Regions from separate parts of the Homo sapiens genome. Here region 1 is linked to region 2. Evidence: chromatin contacts called from ENCODE Hi-C or POLR2A ChIA-PET data. All regions are on one chromosome and are shown on one strand. The core of a region is the stretch at or near the end of the contact, and the rest is flanking DNA. Distances in the headings are between cores, read along the strand shown.

Region 1 (5,020 bases), core at 2,483-4,982, 250 kb before region 2:
GTGGCCGCTTGTGGACAGGTGCAGGGTGGCAGCCCTGAGGAGGTTCAGAACACCAGGGGCATCTTGAGGTAACAGCATCAGTCATGAACCAGGATATAAAAATCCATGCTGCTTATTTAAACAGGATGTGTAATCAGACGGTTGGAGTATCTACAAAGAAGCCAGTCAGGAAACAATAAAGCAACCCAGAGGCTTTTAAACACAGGAAGTCGCTACCCTCCTAGGCTAGAGAAACAGAGGTAGCAGTGCTGGAGGCAGAGCCCGGGGTCCCTGGAAGAAGCAGCAGCCATGGAGGGCCTGAGGGAGGCAGCCAGGACGACTGGAGGGATGGAAGCTGCTGCTGTGTCCCCTAGAGAAGGGAAGAAAGGCACCTGGACTCCAGCTTCCCTTTCTGCTCTCAGCAGCGCCTCACAGTGGCCAAGTCCAGCTGGAAGGCAGCAGGCAGAGAGGGCAGCACCCAGGGCAGAAGAGGCCGCTCTCCTGGGCTACAGCAGAGCAGGAGAGGGAGGAGGAGGGGCACTGAGCAGACAGGAGTGTCAGTCAATCAGGCTGACCCTGGCCCCGCATCCTCAACGGGATGTTAATGAAATACCGCCTTCTTCTGTAGTTCAGGCTGATGGGGCAGGAATGCTGGGTTATGTAAGTGTCGCAGTGTTCACTGAGGGGGATAACACGAAAAACTTATTTGTTCCTGGGAAAATTTCTTAAATCTCATTAAGGCTTCTTAAGCATTCACAAGATTAAAGCCACCTTTGCCAGAGGTTAGGATTAATAGGTGGGGCTAAATAGCCTACCTGAAATTCAGTTCCAGAAATATTTACTGAGTATCTTTTATGTGCAACTGTTCCTAGGTTTTGTTTGTTTGTTTGTTTGTTTGTTTGAGACAGAGTCTCGCTCTGTCGCCCAGGCTGGAGTGCAGTGGCGCGATCTCGGCTCACTGCAAGCTCCGCCTCCTGGGTTCACGCCATTCTCCTGCCTCAGCCTCCCGAGTAGCTGGGTGGGACTACAGGCGCCCGCCACCACACCCGGCTAATTTTTTTGTATTTTTAGTAAAGACGGGGTTTCACTGTGTTAGCCAGGATGGTCTCGATCTCCTGATCTCATGATCCGCCCACCTCAGCCTCCCAAGGTGCTGGGATTACAGGCGTGAGCCACCGCGCCCGGCCCCTAGTATTTTTTTTTAAATCAGGCATGTAAGAATAAGTCCAAGAGTTCCACATTCAATTTTGTGAGGCTATATCTTCACATGTTCCCTTGGGCTGGGACTAAAACAACAGCCTTCCTTGAAACTAGGACGTGGGAGTGATGGTACTAGGGCAATTGCATCATGATGAAAGAATACCCGAGACTGGGTAATTGATAAAGAAAAGGGGTTCAATTGGCCCATGGTCTGCAGGCTGGACATGAAGCATGGTGCTGGCATCTGCTTCTGGGGAGGGCCACAGGGAGCTTACAGTGACAGCGGAAGGTAAGGGGGGAGCCCGTGTCTCACACCACAGGAGTAGGAGCAAGAGAGAGCAAGGGGGGACAATGCCACACTTTACACAACCGGATCTCCAGAAACTCACAGCGAGAATGAACTCATCACAAGGGGATGGTGCTGAACCATTCGTGAGTGATCCAGTCCATGATCCAATCACCTCCCACCAGGCCCTGCCTTCAGCACTGGGGATTACATTTCTGCATGGGATTTGGAGTGCACAAATATCCAAACCATATCAGTACTTTTTGCTGAATTTTGAGCCTCTGGTCCCAGGGGTAAACACCTTCCCAAACTGTGACCAAGAAGACGAAGGAAGGGTTTCCTATCTCTCTGGGGCATGGATTACACCAGGGAAAAACATCAGGTGTTTGAATGCCAATGGCTCTGCCATTTGTAGATTGTAACACATGATCAGAAGAATGCAACAGATTGAATATCCAGCTTTGCTAAGGTTGCAGAGTTTGGTCTGAGCTAGGAGTCCACATTCTTCACCAAGGTCTTCCTCAGAATCTATGTCATGGGACCTGTGCTTGCTGAAGGGAGATAAGCCACAGCTGAAGGCACTCCAACTTCAGAGAACACAGCTCCCTTTAATACGGAAAAGCTTGCTGCTATCAGCACCCCAAGTTTTCTCCTCTCCCAGCCTTGGGTTCTCTACATGCATGCACTGCAGGAAAAGAGGAGGTACTCAGCATTCAAAAGAGCAGTCAGGAATAATGGCCATTATGAAGAATAGTTGGAGGTTCCTCAAAAAGCTAAAAATAAAACTACCACTTGATCCAGCAATCCCACTACTGGGTATGTATCCAGAGAAAATGAAATCAGTATGTCAGAGAGATATCTGCACTCCACAGCAGCCAAGATATGGAACCAACCTGAGTGTTGATGAACAGATGAATGCATAAAGAAAATGTGTTATATATACACCATGGAATATTATATTGCTTCTTTTTCAACCAATTTGTTATTGGTGTATGGAAATGCAACTGAGTTTTGTATGTTGAGTTGGCATTCAGCACCTAATTCCCCAGCTTCCTTCTCCTGTTGCAGAGCCTCAGGTTGGCATACCAAAATAACATATCACCCTGAGTCCCGGAATGTCCACCTAGAGCAAAGCCCTGGACACTATGAATGACAGACAGAAGTTCATTTTGTTAAGCTGATGAGATTTGGAAGTTGTTACTTCAGCGTAATTTAATCTATCCAAATACTCCAATCTTGAGTCAGTTGCCTGCAACCATGTTTGGTTTCAAACACTGTATTAGCTGGAGCTCAGTGCCAGAACCAAGAACTGTTCTATGCCTTTTAAGCAGAAATGAGATAAATAATTTTGGTTGCTTAGAAAACACTGGTAAGGCCTGGAGATGGAAGCTTAACATGACCTCTAAGAACTGCTCCAAGAACAGTGTGTACCTGACCCCGCACATGAGTGTCTGCACCTGCCCCATCAGGAAAGCTACCTCGGAAATCCTTGCACTCAAGAACATACCTCCATCCATAGCTACGATGGCCAGAATCGGGAAGCCACAGCCACACAGTGCCCTGGACACAGGAGCCCAGGAACCACTGCACAGCGGGTGGTGCAGTGAGTGTAGCCACCCCACATCTGCCTGTAGTCACCTTGGAAGCCAGAGGCTGTGCCTGCCACCTCTAACTTTCACTGCCAGCAGAAAACACCAAATGCCCTAGGATTTGGCTGCTGCTTCTTTCTGCCTTCCAACACTTGTGTGGGTGCTTCAAAATGGCAGAACCCAATGAGCATATAGAAGTCGTATTTGCAAGGTCTTTCCACATTGTCTTAACCTCTTTGTGCTTGGCCAGTTTTGCCAATGTGCATTTATTTGTTTATTCAGTTTGATATATCCTAATCTTGTGATTCCAGAGAGTGGAATTCATTTGGCTTTCTGTAAGTTATGCTGCATTTCATTAATTGCACATTTTTTCACGTAAAATGAAATCAGGATGCAACTTAAAGTTGATAGCATGACATAAGTTAGTTGGCAGAGTTTTTTCTTTCTTAAGTAGTATATAAAATAATAATGCATCTTACAACTGTCAGCATCTTATATTTGAAGAACCCACATACCCAAGAGGGAATGTGGGCCTGCCAACACCTCAATTTCAGACTTCAGAACTGTGAGAGAATAAGTTTCCATAGTTTTAAGCCACCCAGTTTTGGTCAATGTGTTATAGCAGTTCTAGGAAACTGATGTAAGTGTGCATGAGGCAGGCAGGAAAGATGATGCCAGAGAGAGATTACTGTGAACAAAGCAACAGGATGTGAAATAACTGGTGTTTTCGAAACAATGAGACAAATTTAGGGTGGCCGGCATGAGGCAACCAAGAGTGGAATGGGTGTGGACAGAGGCTCCATCATGAGGACAGCCTGTGCCTTTCAAGGGATAGCAAAGCAGGCCTGACCCCAGCTGCTTTCACTGGGAGGGCGGGAGGCCTCAGAGGGCAACCCAAATGTTCCACCAGGTTCAAAGCCAAGCCACAGGGAGGCATCAGCCTGACAAAGAAAGGAAGGGGGAAGTAATCGGGAAGAAGCAGAAGACTGTTCCTACCAAAAGCAATACTAACAGGACAACAGGTTCATCATTGTTGGGAAATTGACCAGGAAAAAGTCACCAATGATGGGCAATGGGGCATAGTTGAAGACACAGGGGCTAAAGATTCCAGGGCTCTTCACTCAAGCTTATCTTTCTTTCTTTTCAATATTTGTGGGAGACAGACCACACCACAAAGAGACATGAATATCACAGGCATTTTAGTCTGCAGATTTAATATTTGTAGATGAAGCCATCTTTCACAACCTCGACAGGTATACCGGGCCATCGTTCTGCCAGGTCAGTCCCGCAACCACAAGGAAGAGGACCAGGAAAGAGGTTAGGGGAAGGAGGCACCCCAGCCATGCAAAGGCAGAAGATATTCTTAGACCATGGGTCCCAGGAGCTGCACAGTGAAGGGGTGACCACCAGCTGGGTTAGTAATCTGCTGTAGAAACTTGTCAGCTTCTTTCTTGAGGTTTATAGATTTCTCTCCTTAACATACACACATGCATGTATGCACATACATGCATACATATACACCCATACACACACATACACATACATATATGCACATATACACATACACTCAAACACATATACATACATGCAGACACATATACACATATACACATGCATGCATATACACACACGTACACATACACACACTGTGATGGTTAATTTTTTTTTCTTTTTTGAGATGGAGTTTTGCTCTTGTTGCCCAGGCTGGAGGGCAATGGCACGATCTCAGCTCATAACAACCTCCTCCTCCCAGAGTCAAGTGATTCTCCTGCCTCAGCCTCCCGAGTAGCTGGGATTACAGGCATGTGCCACCACGCTCGGCTAATTTTGTATTTTTAGTAGAGACAGGGTTTCTCCATGTTGGTCAGGCTGGTCTCGAACTCCCAACCTCAGGTGATCAGCCCGCCTCGGCCTCCCAAAGTGCTGGGATTACAGGCGTGAGCCACCATGCCTGGCCAGTGGTTAA
Region 2 (4,891 bases), core at 1,292-3,791:
TCTTTAATCCTCACAGCAATCTCCCAAGTAGGCATCACCACCCATTTCTCAGATAAAGAAACTGAGACTCTGCGAGGTTAAGTCACTTGCCTGAGCCCATAAAGCTAGGGCCAGCAGAGCAGCCTTTGCAGCCAGGTCTCACAGACTCCAAAGCCCACACTTTCCTCATTTCATGATCACACTGTCTGTGAGCTGGAGCCCCACACCCAGGGCTGCCCTAGCCCGCTGTGCAAAGGGTCAGCCCAGCAAGAATGGAGGTTCCCGGAGCCAGCAAGGACCCTGCCCAGGGCTGGGTTCAAAGCACCAGCTTTAACAGCTGTCGGAGGGAAAGCAGTGAGCAAATGTGCTCAGTGTCTCAGTCCCAAAAAGGTGGATATGGCCGCGCCCACCTGAGCCGGAGTCCCTCTCCCAGTCCCTGGGTGGCTTGGGCCTTCTTGTGTTTGTTCTGGCTTCTCGCCTTCTCCCCTCTTCCCCTGCAAAGCCCTTTGTGTAATGGGTTTTCCCTTCCAACTCAATCTCAAGAATTGTTTAGCCAAGGAGGGCCCTTGAGTCTCTCCCTGGGTGTTTGTTTTTGTTGAGAGGAAGCGCTAGTTATGAGTCAGTCCACCAGCAGCATATCCGAGAGCAGGCCCAACGCGGTGGGGCGCGTGCTCTGCTGATCCGCAGCCATCCGGGTTCAGCCCAGCCTGGCCAGCAGCTGCGGGTCACCAGCCAGAGCCATCACAGGGCGGGTTGTTAGGAGCAGTGTGTGGCAGGCATGACCCTCCTGGTGGGGGACAGAGGGGACGGTCCCCAGGGAAGGGAGCCACAAGGCAGACCACAAGCTGGACAGAAGTCAGGAACGCAGGCTGAGGAAAACCATTGCAGTTCTGTTCTAGGAGCCCAGAATGCCAGAGCCAAGGACACCCTCCTGAAAGACAGTGCAGCCAACAGAGGCATGGCCCCACCTGGGCAGGAGGGTGCCGGCCGGCTGAAGGTACCAGTGGGCTGATCTACCTGAGGGACTTGGCAAGGCTAGAGGAGTCAAGGCCAACCTGCAGCTCTGGGCGTCCTAGAGCACATGCCAAAGGCTGTCCAACCATTCGGAAGACCAAGCAGCACAGCGTTGTCACCACACACAAAGTCACAGAAGCCTCCCTCTCCAGGTGTGTGATGACCATGAGGACTGGCCCTGGTTCTTCCTGCGGGCCTCACCTGTGTAAAGAATGTCTGTCTTCTATCTACCACCCTCCCAAGGATGCAGTTGAAGGAAAAAGAAGCATAAGACAGATTTTCTGCCCTCCAGAGATGTGGACTAAAAATCGGAATGAAAACATGGATGCACAAAACAGACAACAAGGCAACGCTTTCCATTGTTAACGGTGTGAGTTACAGAGCAGCAGTGTGGGTCAGCGCCTGCTCAGCCAGAGCTGAGTCTTCTCCTGCACTTCAGCACCAGCCCTGCCCACACAAAGTCCTGGGCATCGCACTGCACCAGGAGCTCTGACATGAACAATGCCCAGTGATATTTCACAATCACCCCGCCCTTTTATGTTTTGTCTGTCCTTCTGGGCAGGTGCGGGCTGGGCACTGCCCTGCCTGCTTTTAACAGATAAAGAAATGAGCCCAAAGGAAGAAAAGCTCATAAATGTTCACAACGTCACCTGCTGAGTCAAGGCACAAACATCTGACATTCTCCCCTCTCTGGCTGCCAAAGGAGAGAACTGGGCCTGGCTGGTTAGTTCCACCCCATGAGAGCCCCCCAGAAATGCCCACCTAAGAGACTGGTTCCCCTGCCCATGAGCCTGCCCCCACCTAGCCCAGCCACCTAAGAACACACAGGCTTTCTCCAGCAGCCAGTGTGTCTGGGAGGAGGAGACCTTTTCTTTTTGGCCCACTTGCTGGTTTCTCTCAGCACAGCTGGGCTCAGTGACACTGGATTTTGGGCATTACAAGCACGAGTCTTAGAAGCAAAGGCATAATTGCCCCCCACAGGCATTGTTCCATCTGCTGGAAGAATGAATCAATAATATTGTATTAACCCCAGAAGCAGGGCTGCCATGTTCAGTCTGACAGGTTGCACACTGCACAACTGCAGGGGGGCACCAGCCACATAGTGACCTGCCTGGAAGAATTTATAATTTAATGAGGACAAACAAATCTTAGCATAGATCTCACTGTACTAGAGACAAAAGGGTTAGAATCAAGCAGACTTTTCCACAGCTAGCACTAGGGATGACAGTAAATGACAACAGGCTGGGTACGAGGGGCTTGGTCCCAAGCCCAGCTCAGACAGCAACTAACTGACCTTTGGCAAGAGCCTCGGTCACATCACTTCCAACAAGAAAAAGCACAGGAAAGCCCTGCGGGAGCGTCTAACTTAAGTACTAGGTAGCATCATTTTAAAAGTGAAACTCTGGCTGGACTAACAGCCCTTAGCCGTTCCTTCTGGCTGGGCCGTGGTGCAATTTTTTGATATAACAGGTGGGATCACCAGGGGCAGAGGACTCAGAGATGGGGGAGAGCAGGAAGAGTGAGCTGGGTGAGCCCTGCCCAAACACTCCAAGAACACGGAAGCAAACACACGCCCTTCGACCACTTCGCTTATTTTTTTCACCCCCTCTCAGGCCGGAACAAAGAGCCTTTTTGTGAGTTTAATGGTGTCTGACTTACTCAGCAAACTTTTCTGTCTCCTTTGCTGTGAGGAAAAAAACAAAGCTCTCTGTCCGGTTTGTTAGGTTCCTTTGAAGAGCTTGCTGCTTGGGTTTAGGCAAACAGGAACCCAGCTGGCACCGCCCTGGTCAGGGCGCTTTCTGGGAGACTTTCCCCAGGCCTCGTCTGGATCCGGGCTGAAGAGGGGGTGGAGAGAGGTGGGCACAGAACAAAGGGTGAGGGCACCTAGCAACCTTCCAGGACAGGTGTTACAGCTGATGCTCCTGAGCAAGCTCTACCTAAAGGAGTTCATTGAATCCTCACCACCCCTCTGAGGGAAAGGACCATGTCCCCACTGCCTGGATCAGGAAACGCAGACTGGCCGAGGTCAAGGACTTTGCCAGCGGTCACACAGACAGGGAGTCCACCCCCAACACCTTTACTCTTTCCACTCACTGAGTCCACCCCCACCCCAGAGATCCCCCAGCCTTCGCTCATCCTTTCCTCATCCTCCCAGAACCCAGGATCTGCAGAGCAGGAAGTTCAATAGCCAGGCCTGATGTCGTTAGTCAGTCCTGGGGACAGGCATCCTTTCCTGTCCCCTGTGAGTTCAAATTCCAACTCAAGCAACATACAAACGCCAAACTCAGCTCACACCTCCGGCTCTGAGCTGCAGGGTCCACTTGTGGGGAAGGGGAGACAGCCCAGCTCCCTCCCTCCCTCTCCCTTATCCACACACATACACACACTTGCACACACACAAAGACACACATGCACATGCATGCACACACACACTCGTGCACACACACACGCCTCCTGGCATGCCACAGGGAGATAACGCACACAGCCACCTCCCAGTGACCACAGAGCTCTATCTCAGGGTGACGTCACCTCATACACAGCTCCCAGTTCACTCTAAGTGATTCATCGAGGGCGTAAACTCTGAGGGCGATGGAGGCATCAGGGTACAGAGATGAAGTCAGTTTAGTGCCATTTCCTATCCATGGGCTCCCCAGAAGTAAGAGAGAAAGGAAGGAAGGCCTTTTAAAAGTCCACATTGGAGCCAGTGACTTGTGGCTTTCCCTTGCAGAAAAGAAACTTTGGCAACAGCTAGTAGTCATCTTCTCCTGAGCCCGCCAATCTCACAGCCCCCTCCACACACACACACACACACACACACACACACACACACACACACACAGAGCTGCAGCTGCAGCACTGCCTAGCTGGCCCCCAAACACTGTAGCGCTGAACAGACCAAAGATGGAGACACTAACTGTGATCATCATAACCAGTGTGCACTGAACACTCAGCACGTGCCAGGCTATGCTAAGCCCTTTCCATGTGAAAAAGAAATTTCCACTTGATTCCCACGACAACTCAACAAGGTAGGAACTGTTAAAAGAAAACTTTAGACGAATTAAATTTAAATTAATCTAGCAATCAATTGAGTTTCATTTGAAATGAATTGAGTTTAATTAAGCAAAGGATTCATGAAGTGGGCAGCCCTCAGACCAGAAGAGGTTCCAAGGGCTGAGCTCCACTCCACAGTGTGGGCAGGGAGTGTTTATAGACAGAAAATGGAAGTGAGCTGCAGAGACAGCTCATTGGTCACAGCTTGGTTTGCCGTGTTTGAACATGGACTACTCAGCAGCCACCTGCGATTTATAGAAGCTCAGCTGCTGTGATTGGCTAAGACTCGGCTATTTCTTACAAAAGTACACTCCTAAGCTAGGCCTGCAGTTCATTTGCTGCTAAGGTCGCAGTTGGACTCAAAGTGCAGAGGCATCCTCAGACCAAATTTGGTTTAATTTAACCCTACCATTATTCCCATTTTTCAGATGAGGAAAGTAAGGCTCAGAGCTCGGGTAACGCCTCCAAACTCCCACATCTAGTGAGTGGCAGAAGAGCCGTGGCCAAAACCTGCGCTTTCTGGCCGGAAAGCCCAAGCTCTTCCCCGCTCCAGCGTGGAGCTTCTCTGCCATTTGAACCACCTGTGCTCAGATGACTCTCAGCCCTATCCTGCTCTGCTTGGCCGGGCCCAGAGCCCATCCCATTCCATCTCCTCCATCCCCGCTTCCTTCCATGTTGTCCCCTGCAGCTTCTTGTCTGCACCACACTGTGGAGTCCAGCAAGGTGACTCAGGGAAGGGACAGGAGATGCAGCTACCTCCTGGTTCCTGGAAGCTTCTGACATCCCAGGTGGCCTCTGAAGATCTGCAGAATAGGGTGGGTGTGGGAGCCCAGGTGGAGAGAGGCTG

The links. A loop is a pair of places that touch in the nucleus more often than their neighbours do. ChIA-PET counts read pairs that join two places held with the same protein, here RNA polymerase II (POLR2A). Pooled maps may share reads with other maps.
Region 1: a loop to region 2 is called in a pooled map, with 5 times the contacts of the local background. The contact joins two enhancer-like sites. A Hi-C loop is called at or near these places in 5 of 50 pooled maps. POLR2A ChIA-PET finds 5 or more read pairs at or near these places in 2 of 52 experiments (Panc1 and activated CD4-positive, alpha-beta T cell).

Annotation. Positions count from the first base shown.
Region 1 is chr10:5,293,864-5,298,883 of GRCh38, forward strand. No RefSeq gene overlaps it. Among named protein-coding and RNA genes, the nearest start is that of LINC02561, 25 kb to the left of the region's middle. Within about 2 kb of position 3,733, at least 10 of the 41 ENCODE cell types and tissues checked have a DNase peak (open chromatin) inside an H3K27ac peak, as active enhancers do.
Region 2 is chr10:5,545,535-5,550,425 of GRCh38, forward strand. LOC105376380 (a long non-coding RNA gene) reads right to left here. Exons shown (of 4, transcript XR_930611.3): 4 at 4,084-4,847. Among named protein-coding and RNA genes, the nearest start is that of CALML3-AS1, 22 kb to the left of the region's middle. RefSeq lists an enhancer at 838-1,337. Within about 2 kb of position 2,542, at least 23 of the 41 ENCODE cell types and tissues checked have a DNase peak (open chromatin) inside an H3K27ac peak, as active enhancers do.